Linked DNA regions of Homo sapiens: all the other regions are linked to region 1. A link is a loop called in an ENCODE intact Hi-C map of the cell type or tissue named here. Cell type or tissue: Caco-2. All regions are shown on one strand. Region 1 overlaps LOC124905959 (a long non-coding RNA gene). Region 2 has its middle 110 kb from the start of NABP1. Region 3 has its middle 95 kb from the start of NABP1. Region 4 has its middle 100 kb from the start of NABP1.

Region 1 (2,500 bases):
GCTGGCAAGCCTCTGGAAAAGGTTTCCTTCTCCTAAAAGACACACAGAAGTTGATGTTCTCTCTCCTTTTTTGGAACATTGGTGCATCTAGAGTGGCCCTGGAACCACGGCAGCCATATTGCCACCAGCTGGAAGACGAAGCCAACGGTGGGAGAAGACAGAGCTGGTCGAATCCCCCAGGAGTAAAATGCAGCCTGTAGTACCCTTCCTGGATTGTATCTTACTTGGAGTCTTCTTGTTCTGGGAGGCAATAAATTTCTTTGTTATTTAAGCCATGATGAATCAGCGTTTTCAATTATTTGCAGCCAAAAGCATCCTAAGCAATAGCCAAGTATGCATGGAAGTTCATGCACTTCTCTCACAGAACATTATGTCAGACATTTAGTTCTAGGAAACAGGCTTATCTGATTTCTCAGTTCTAGGAAGCAGGCTTATCTGATTTCCTAGTTTCTGGCAGATTAGAAATAACTTTCTCTATTCTCTAGAAATAGAGAAAGTTAGAGACAGGCAGCTGGACAGAGAAGGGAGAGACATGAAGGCAGAACCAAGAACTCAAGAGGCAGCATTGTGGGGTTATTTAATGCTGGGGCAAACAAGTTCTCCCATCTCTGTAGCTCTTGTGGGTATGAGAGCATAGTTCAGTGACTAACCCATAATGACAGTCATGTGTCTGTCATCAAAGGAAGTTTGCTTTCTGTTTACTCTGTTTCAGAAGGGGAATGAGGCTGAATAGTATGTAAAAATATTTCTTTGTAAACAAGGAAAAGCTTAAGTGATTAAAAGGATAAGCTTATCTGAAAAGGCACGTGGAGAACAAACTCACTCCCTGGCTATGCTAAAAAAATGAGTGCTAATTATATATGCAAATGAAACCTATTAAAAAGTTTGCTTCATCCAGAGAAAAGGGAAGAAAAAAAAAATGAGGCAGTAGTTTGATTGCTGCATAGAGCAGCTCACTTCAGTTTTGGTCCCCATGAGAAGCCCCAGCAGAGAAGCAAAGCTAAGAAGTGAGGACATGGTGTTGCTCTTCTGCAAGTGACTTTATTTTGGCTCAATGGCTCAGCAAGTTTGCCTAAGCTGTTTCCTCAGAAGCCTGCCAGTAGGAAGTAAATAAGCTGCTTGACTCTACTCATAGAGGGGGTTGAGCACTCCTAATTAAAATGTAAATAATTCTCAGGGCCAACAGCTTGTAGACGATAATGACTGGAAAGATCACAGAAACTAAAATCGCACACGCAAAACAGGTTCTAAGTCTTTGTATACACAAACACTAAGCCTACCAATTGATTTAGTCACCTCCGTGAGAAATCACTGGAACCAAGTTATTTGCAAGCATGCAGCAGGAACCAGGTAGCTGGTATACTCTGGTGACACCAGGGAGTAAAGCTTACCAAGTCCACGGGGCATGGATAACTCAAAAAACAAGGGCTTTCTGCAATCAGCTGGTGAATCTGTGGTCCCACACAGCCCCGCCCCAAGGGTTAGGATAGCTCCTCCTGCCCAGCCCATCAGAAGTCTGCCCAGAATCTTCCAAGGCTCATATGTGGAAGATGAGCTATCTGGACAGGCCCCACCCAACAGAGAAGTGTTACTTTGGTTTTAAAATCACCCTTCATTTGAGAAGTACCCTGAAACTTTAATATGCAAATAACAGCTAAATAAAAGGAAAAGCCCAATACAGTTTCTAATTACCAACAAATGCGTATGTATCTTACACATGGTAGCTACTCATAACTTTTTAAAATGAATAAGTGATCTGTTAACCAGAGTACTACATGAGGGAAACAGAGAGAGAATTAAATACTTTTACTAAGAATGAAACTTAAGGCTCTTTAGTTTAGTAGTTTTCAATGGCATTTTTGTTTTCTTCATGCTAGGATACTGCCATACATGCTAGGATTATCTTACTGGTAAATTACTATTGTTGTTAGATAACATTTTGTTGGCATTGTCCTAAACACTCCACATTCATTATTTCATTTTATTGCCACAATAGCATGGGTACAATTATTAAGCCTATGAAAAATGAGGCTTAGAGGTGCAAAGTAATTTGCCTGAGGACACGGAATGAGGACCTGCTGGGTCACCAGGCAAACATAGGTTCATTCCTATGGCACCTCTACATATTTACCGATAATAGTTGTACTGAATTTTTTCCAGATTTTCTTTCATGTTTTAAATAGAAGAGACTGAAGATTCTCTCATCTGCATTATGATATGTTGTTTTCAGGAAGAGAGAAAACTGGAATCATACATGGAGGATGGTGAGAAATTATATATGTTCATGGAGTGTCTCACATGTTTGTCAACAGAAGTGAAAAGATCGTGACCCAATTTTAGAGTTACTTATTCAGGCAACTCTATTATAATGAGTTACTTCAACACTGTAGTGTTCTCCCATTCTAAATTCTAAAAAAAATTAATTTGTTTTGTATTTTTTTTAGTAGAGATGAGGTTTCACCGTGTTAGCCAGGATGGTCTCGATCTCATGACCTCGTGA
Region 2 (2,500 bases), 72 kb before region 1:
CTTCTTTGGACTGTCCTTGGAATCTGGTGTTTTCCAGGTTCTGCCCTCTCTCTCTTCTCTGGCTTTCAGATAATAGCGTGGCATTTATTCATTTCTGGTACTATGCTAAAACCAGAGACACAAGGATGACTAAACATCACCACCTATTAGGAATCTTTGGACACATTAACATTCCAGAGCCTCAATTTTCTCATATAAAAATGGGTCATAAATACTTCAGGTCCAGACCTACATTTGCAATTCCTCATGGTGCAGCCCTGGTTACGAGCCTAACGTGACCAAAAACAAATGCTCAATATCCCCCTTGCACAATCTTTTCCTCTCTCAATAATTCCTCCCATGGCTAATGGCAGTAACATTTCTCTAGTCTAGACACAAGCTAGAAACCTGGGAATCATCCTTTGTTTCCCTTTCCCTCAACCTCTACATCCAATAAATCTCCAAGCCTACCACTTGTCTATCAGAAATATTGCTTTAAAACCTGCCACTTCATTGCCCCACCCAGACCTCATCATTTCTCCCCTGGCCAATACTACCGTAGCCTTTGTTCTCCTTTCCTTCTTCTAGGTTCTACACCGACTCCAAAATTCATTCTCCACAATGCTGCCAGAGTGACTGTTTAAAAGTAATACTTTGATCACATCTTATCTGCTCTAAAAGACTTCAGTGGTTCCTGCTGTCTATAGGATAAAGTTCAAGCATTTGTAAAACACTTCCTGTTTTGTCCACAACCTCCTTGTATGGTCTCACACTGAGTCCTCCTTCCTTTACCCAGTCACCTCTTATTTTAGCCACAAGGGTTACTGCACTTTCGCCAAGAGGAGTGAGGTCCCTGTGCTACGGTTTATGTTGTTCCTTCTGTTTGCAGCACTTTTCTCCTATTCCCCCACATGGGGACATCCTCCTGGATTTCAAAACATGTTCCAAAGTCCTCTTCTTCCCCGAGGCCTTCTTTGAGCCTTCTCTGGAGGAATAAGTCCTTCTCTATTCTTTCTGTGCTCACACAACTTTGCTTCCCTGTTCTCTTTGCCACCTTATCAGATCGCATTCATAGATGTGAGGGTTATCTTATCTGCTTATTGAGCAAGGACTGCACCTCAGGCTTTTGACCATCCCAGGAGCTTATCATGGTTCCATGGCCAGAACTCAACAAATATGTGTAGCAAGAAGCGAGTAATAAAAAAAAAAAAAAAAAGAAGAGTGCAGAATGCCAGCAGGTCCAGGGTTATATGGCAAAGCCAGCCTTGTGTTGGTCTGAACACTAAAGCAATGTTTCTTTTTGTTACCAGCAGATCCCAGAATATTCACCACTTCAATCCTATATCCTGTGACCCTCAACCTAGAGTCAAAGGAGCAAAGCCATGAAGAGAACCATTTTGTCCACATGGGGGCAGCACAGGCACTTCCACAATCGTATCCGAGGTCCCCAGGTTTCTCACCTCAAGGGTCCATTTATAGCCAGACCCAACTTTTCCTTGCCTGAGGTCCAAACTCAAGAGGCTTCACGTCTCCTCCGCCACCTTCTTCTGGGCTATAGAAGGCATTAATTTTAAGGTGATTTTAAAAAACCATTTATGGAGGTTCATCATAAATTGCTTGCCCCCAGGCGCTGGAGTAAGTTTCAATCATTCACCGTGTTCCTGAATAATGAAGAAGCTTCTCCACCGAAACAACGCTATCATACACCCAGACGGGCAACGCCTTTTTCTGTGGGTCCCTAGAAGTGTTTGTTGAGCTCTAAGGGGAGTCAGATCCAGATCTCATGCTCCCTGGAGTTTATGCTGGTTGGAGTGGGTGATTACTCCCAGGCCCAGGGGTAGCACCAGCATACCTAGCATCCACAGTCATATTAACTTTTCCACAAGGATTTTCTTTCTACTGCATTCCTACTTTTAAGAGCAGGCAGCCACAGCTGTGACAGTTTGCCATTCCTCTCCACTTGTTTCCAATAATGCCTCTTTAGTTACTTTGTGAAAAGATTCTCGACTGAGATTTTTCTTGCTTTCTATCTTCTAAAGTGTTTATTACTAGAAGATTCAACTTTCAGATTCTCTGAAGAAAATTCTTTCCTAGGAAAGGTAAGAGGTAGAAGAGGTAGCTAAAATTAGTTTCTTTTTTGGCTCTGCAAAAGCAATTGCAGCAATGGCAATAGTTGGCTGCAATAACTTAACAAATGGCTTCAGAAATGAGCTCTTCACTGGAATTTGAAAGAGCTCTCAGTGAATCCTGTTTTATAATTACTGCCTGATTCTAATGGGACACTCTAAAGCTTGAGTGTCTCCCAGTTTCATTCCTCAGGTGAGCCCTCTGGTTAACTTTGTCCAATTTGACACATCGGCACTGAACTCTCACCCGCAGTTTATGGGCTGATGACTGTTTAATTACACCTGCCAGCCTTCAGCAATCTCAATGATTAAGAATTGCAATACTGTGTCCTATTAATCTGCCTGGATTCCTTTCCATCTAAGGAAGTCAAAGAGTTTTTTGTTAATTTTTGATA
Region 3 (2,500 bases), 56 kb before region 1:
CTGAAGCATGTGATTAAATAACAATAATATTGACTTCTATTTAAAGATATGTTACTTTATTATTATGTTACTTTGCTGAATTCGTTATTAAAGATATTGACATTTGAGATGGTTAGAGTACTAGAAGGCATAGATCTGGCTATAAATTTATTATGTTTTAGAATAATATTTATTTTCTCTCTGATTATAATGGCACTACATTGTAAGGAATTTGGATCATAAGAATCACACACAAAAAACAGACAAATCTGTACTCCTACCATACATTATAGGTGAGATTATAGGTGATTATAGGTGTCATCATTCTGGCATATTTCCTTCCAATAATTTTACTGCTCTATTTAAAAATATATACATATTATATGTATAAATTTGTTTCCGGCGTTTTTCTTAATGTTACATCAGCAACATTTTCCTATGTGATTAAAATTTTTAATAAACGTAATTTTTTTTTGAGCAGAGTCTCGCTCTGTCACCCAGGCTGGAGTGAAGAGTGCAGTGGCATGATCTTGGCTCACTGCAACCTCTGCCTCCCGGGTTCAAGCGATTCTCACGCCTCAGCCTCCCAAGTAGCTGGGACTATAGGCACACGCCATCACACCCTGCTAATTTTTGTATTTGTTTAGTAGAGATGGGGTTTCACCATGTTGGCCAGGCTGGTCTCGAACTCCTGACCTCAGGTGATCTGTCTGCCTTGGCCTCCCAAAGTGCTGGGATTACAGGTGTGAGCCACCATACCTGGTGAGAAACATAAATTTTAATTGCTGTGTAATATTCCATTACATAAATGAACTCTATATTTAGTGTTCTATTTATTTATATATTTATTTTTGTGACTTTACATGACCTAAGAATTAACATGTTTGTATTTCAGAATATTTTTTAGCAAAGATCTTTAGAATTGGAATTATTGAGTCAAAGGCTAAATGTTTAACATGAAGCTATGGTAAATACTGGCTAGCTGTTTGCCAAACTTGCTTGATTTTCCTTCTGAGTACAGAGATAGGCTACATTTCTCAGCCTCCCTGGCAGTGAGGTAAGGACATGAGAATGAATTCTTCCCAAAGGAATGTGGCAGAAGTGATACAATCATGCACAATGCTTCCAGGTCTGGCCCAAAATGACCTCTTACACAATTCTCAAGGCTCTCTCTTTCCTTATTTGCTGATGGTGTGTCAGTGCAGGGTGAGCTTGAGGCATTTGAGAAAGACAGCAGAGCATTTGTCAGGCTGTTTCTGAAGAAATGTGGGGCAGAATACCCTTCATTCCCACTGGCTTGAATTGATATCAGATTGAGAAATAAAATTCCAATAAAATGTTAAGATATTGAGATTTGGGGGTTTAGACATTTTAGTGCTAGCATAATCTTAACTAATAGAGATATTACCATTGAAACTTAGGTACTACTCTGTAATAAAAACCTAAAATATGTGGAATCAGCATTGGGTAGTGAGGACATTAATATCAGAGGATAGGAAGATGGAGACTCATGTAATACAGTGGTAAAATATGTGTTAACAATTCGTGATAGCAAAGACATAGAGTCAACCTAAATGCCCATCAATGACAGATTGGTTAAAGAAAATGTGGTACATACACACCATGGAATACCATGCAGCCATAGAAAAGTACGAGCTCATAGTCTTTTGTGGGAACATGAATGGAGCTAAACAGAAAACCAAATACCACATGTTCTCACTTACAAGTGGGAGCTAAAGGATAAGAACTCATGGACACAACGAAGGAAGCAACAGACACCAGGGTCTACTTGAGGGTGGAGAGTGGGAAGAGGGAGAGGAGCAGAAAAGATAACTATTGGGTACTGGGCTTAATACCTGGGTGATGAATTAATCTGTACAGCAAATCCCGTGACATGGGTTTACCTATATAACGAACTTGCACATGTACCCCCAAACCTAAAATAAAAGTTAAAAAAGAAGTACATAAAATAAAATGTGTGTTAAAACTGTCACCAGAAATAGCATAAATGCAGCCGGGTACTCATTGAGCCTGTAGCTCTAGGGAAAGAGACTGGAAAACAGAATTTTGTGATATGTGTTGGTGGTTACTGGCTTCCATTAGGAAGGTATTAGAAGAAAAAAAAAAATGAATCAGTAAATAGCTTGACAGGTTCCAAGCAGAAATGAAAATAAATACAGAGAGAGAAGAAATCTGGGGCATCAAAGAGATTGAAACACCAACGTTTCTAGATTCCAAACAATAGGAAATACAATTAAAGGTGTAGCTTTTTCTCCCAAACCATATGACTTCAGGGATGCTGGCATCAAATTGGGTGCATGTGAGAGAGGCATGAAGCTGAGGAAGCAAGGAAAGAAATAACGGATAATAGTTACGTTTGTGAAAGAACTTTGGGTAGGGTTCCACATAAGCCTGGACTTAAAAAGCCACTGACAGCCTGAGCCTTAAAATCATCCTTGAGCCCCCAAACAGACAGAGAAGTTTCTTATCAAAAGTAGAATCAGAGTCAAGGAAAAGCACT
Region 4 (2,500 bases), 64 kb before region 1:
CTTTATGGTCACACTTCTGTGACAATGCAACTTAATTTTGCCAAAATGTATTTCTATGTTTATGCACATATACATGCTCCTCAATGGCCTATTTCTATACTCACCCAAATTGTATATAATCACAAAAAAACTGTCTTTTTTACAATACAGTTTATTTATTGCACTTCTTAAAGGCAGAAACATTCATTGTGATTTCTGTTCTCAGGTAATGAGAAGCTGTGATAGATATTAACAGAAGAAACTTTGAGTGGAAAGTTCTCCAGATTTTCTCACTGCCTCTCTCCAAATTTGATATGCTGTAATATTTTTAGTCTTATTATTATAGTGTCAGGGTGGAGATGAATCATATTGAGAGGAAGAGGTAAAGTGTTAGACTCTAAAAGTGTGTAAACAGCCATCAAGGGAAATTCTGAAGCATCCTAGTGCTTGGGGAAGGTTTAAGGAGTTTATTCTTGGCACCGTTGCCTATAATCCATAATTAGCAACCCATTGATATGGTATTTGTTAAATTCCTACATTGTAGGTTAAGACTATTGAAATTGCAGTACACCAGTGGGAAAACAGACTACAATATTCACACTGGCATAGATTTCAGTCTCTGGGAGTAGGTAGTTTGCCTGAAGCCAGATAGTTCTTAGGAATCAATAACCTCATTAGCCCCAGGAGACTGGATCTCTATACTTTGTAGAGTGGTACAGTTGCTGGAACATCTGCCAATGGGCACCTGCCTTAGTGGAAAGAGAATTATTTTTTTGTAGGCATTAAAGCTCAGAATAATTCAAAAACATTCCTCTAGGTACTGAACAACTATTTATCAATCTTACAGATGGAATTATTGCTGTCTCTGCCCGAAAGCCTTTGTTGACGTCTCCTTCCAATCAGTCAGCTCAGGGTTTAATCTGGTTAATCCCACAGAGCAATGGAGTTCTTTTTCTGCCATAGCTTTTCCTTAGTCCAAGGAGAAGGAAGAAATATTTAGATTCGTGAGAGGTCTGTGTTCTCCAGCACGCTGCTGCAGTATCAGAAATACACGGCAAAAATGAAGCAACTTGTTTTCCTTCTTCAAGGGGTAGATGAGAAATAGCTGCAGTTTTTCAAACTGTGGAAAATGTAACTATGTATGTTTCTGCTGCATGGTATAACTGACTGTCAGGTGTGGATCAGAAGCTAGTTGATGATGATAATGAAATATGTCATTATTTCCCCATTTCTAGAAGTGCTCAGTGTGAGCAGACAGTAGATCCAAAGCATAGAGTAATTAAGACCAGGCCCTAATAAAACTCAGATCCGAAGGTTGTCTTGGCTCTACCTATCAACTTCTTTTTCTATCAGTTAAAATATGTGTGGAATGTAATGATAATCTGAGTCATATTAGTGGCATGAAAGAGAGGAAAAAAGGATGGATTCAGCGATACTAAAAAGGTAGTCTCAGGAGGATTTGGTGACTGTGTTAGTTTCCTAGTGCTGTCACAACAAATTACTCCAAACATGGGGCCTAAAACAACAGACATTTATTCTTTCCTAGTTCTGGAGGCCAGAAGTCTGAAATCAAGGTGCCAGCAAAGCCATGCTCCTTTGAAGGACCTGGGTGAGAATCCTTCCTCACCTCTTCAGCTTCCTGTGAGCCTCTTAAGTCTTCCTTGGCTTATAGCTGAGTAACTCCAACCTTTGCCCCTGTCTTTCTTCACATGGCCTTCTCCTCCTTCTCTGTCTTCTTTCCATGTGAAATCTTCTTCTTTCTTTCTCTTATAAGGATGCTTGTCACTGGATTTAGGGACTATCCAGATAATCCAGGATGATCTCATCTCAAGATCCTTAACTCAAGGACCCTTTTCCCAAGTAAGGTTCTATTAACAAGTTTGGGATTAGGACATGGAGGGTACCACTTAACTCACCACAGTAACCACATGAACGTATTTGTTTGATTAAGGAGTTCTAATAGGGATGAATCCCAAATCTCTGGTCAGGACAGATGGTAAGATTGTGGTGGCAAATACCTAGAAGAGGAAACATTTGAGGAGACGCTGGTTTTCTCATTTAGTTTTAGACACTGAGTTTAAGGTGGGGGATAGAGGAAGCAGAAATTGACTTCACCATTTTGTCTCATGTTAACCCAGCTTTGAGATTTACAAGAATGCTGTCAATGTTTTTCAACTAGCACACATGCAAATAGATAAAGGCTACAGCTATTCCTGAGTTCGGCCTTAGATTATTCTATGTCTTTGTAAAATTTTACTTTCAGAATACTTTGAGATAAACAGTGTGATTTATGAACAAAATTAATTTTTCCTTTATATCCTAGCAGCAGTTAATATTTGAAGTATCCTGATCAGGAATACACACTTCAGGCATAATTACCAAGCACTTCAAATATTGCCATGGAAATCTGCTCTTAAGGACTTGATAATTAGCATAAGAGATGTAAAAATAATTTTTCACTAATGAAAAGATGGGTGTTGGACATATATATTGACTCTCGTGTCCCACCACTGTTGCATGA

Evidence for each region. Hi-C counts contacts between places; a loop is a spot of excess contacts. Peaks named below come from ENCODE experiments on the same cell type or tissue, not always from the same donor. Only the 100,000 strongest peaks of a DNase experiment are listed, where the experiment ranks them.
Region 2: it touches region 1 in a loop (5-fold over the local background); 10 of 110 quality-filtered maps call a loop at or near these places.
Region 3: it touches region 1 in a loop (4-fold over the local background); 11 of 110 quality-filtered maps call a loop at or near these places.
Region 4: it touches region 1 in a loop (5-fold over the local background); 10 of 110 quality-filtered maps call a loop at or near these places.

Annotation. Positions count from the first base shown.
Region 1 is chr2:191,637,233-191,639,732 of GRCh38, forward strand. LOC124905959 (a long non-coding RNA gene) reads left to right here. Exons shown (of 3, transcript XR_007088692.1): 3 at 92-271. Among named protein-coding and RNA genes, the nearest start is that of NABP1, 40 kb to the right of the region's middle. In Caco-2, no CTCF peak of the experiment used is centred here; DNase peaks (open chromatin) are centred at 589, 998 and 1,439; H3K4me3 peaks cover 326 bases.
Region 2 is chr2:191,565,065-191,567,564 of GRCh38, forward strand. No RefSeq gene overlaps it. Among named protein-coding and RNA genes, the nearest start is that of NABP1, 110 kb to the right of the region's middle. RefSeq lists an enhancer at 1-139. In Caco-2, a CTCF peak has its summit at 1,386 (motif pointing right); DNase peaks (open chromatin) are centred at 262, 927 and 1,397.
Region 3 is chr2:191,581,451-191,583,950 of GRCh38, forward strand. No RefSeq gene overlaps it. Among named protein-coding and RNA genes, the nearest start is that of NABP1, 95 kb to the right of the region's middle. In Caco-2, no CTCF peak of the experiment used is centred here; a DNase peak (open chromatin) is centred at 1,101.
Region 4 is chr2:191,573,047-191,575,546 of GRCh38, forward strand. No RefSeq gene overlaps it. Among named protein-coding and RNA genes, the nearest start is that of NABP1, 100 kb to the right of the region's middle. In Caco-2, no CTCF peak of the experiment used is centred here; no DNase peak of the experiment used is centred here.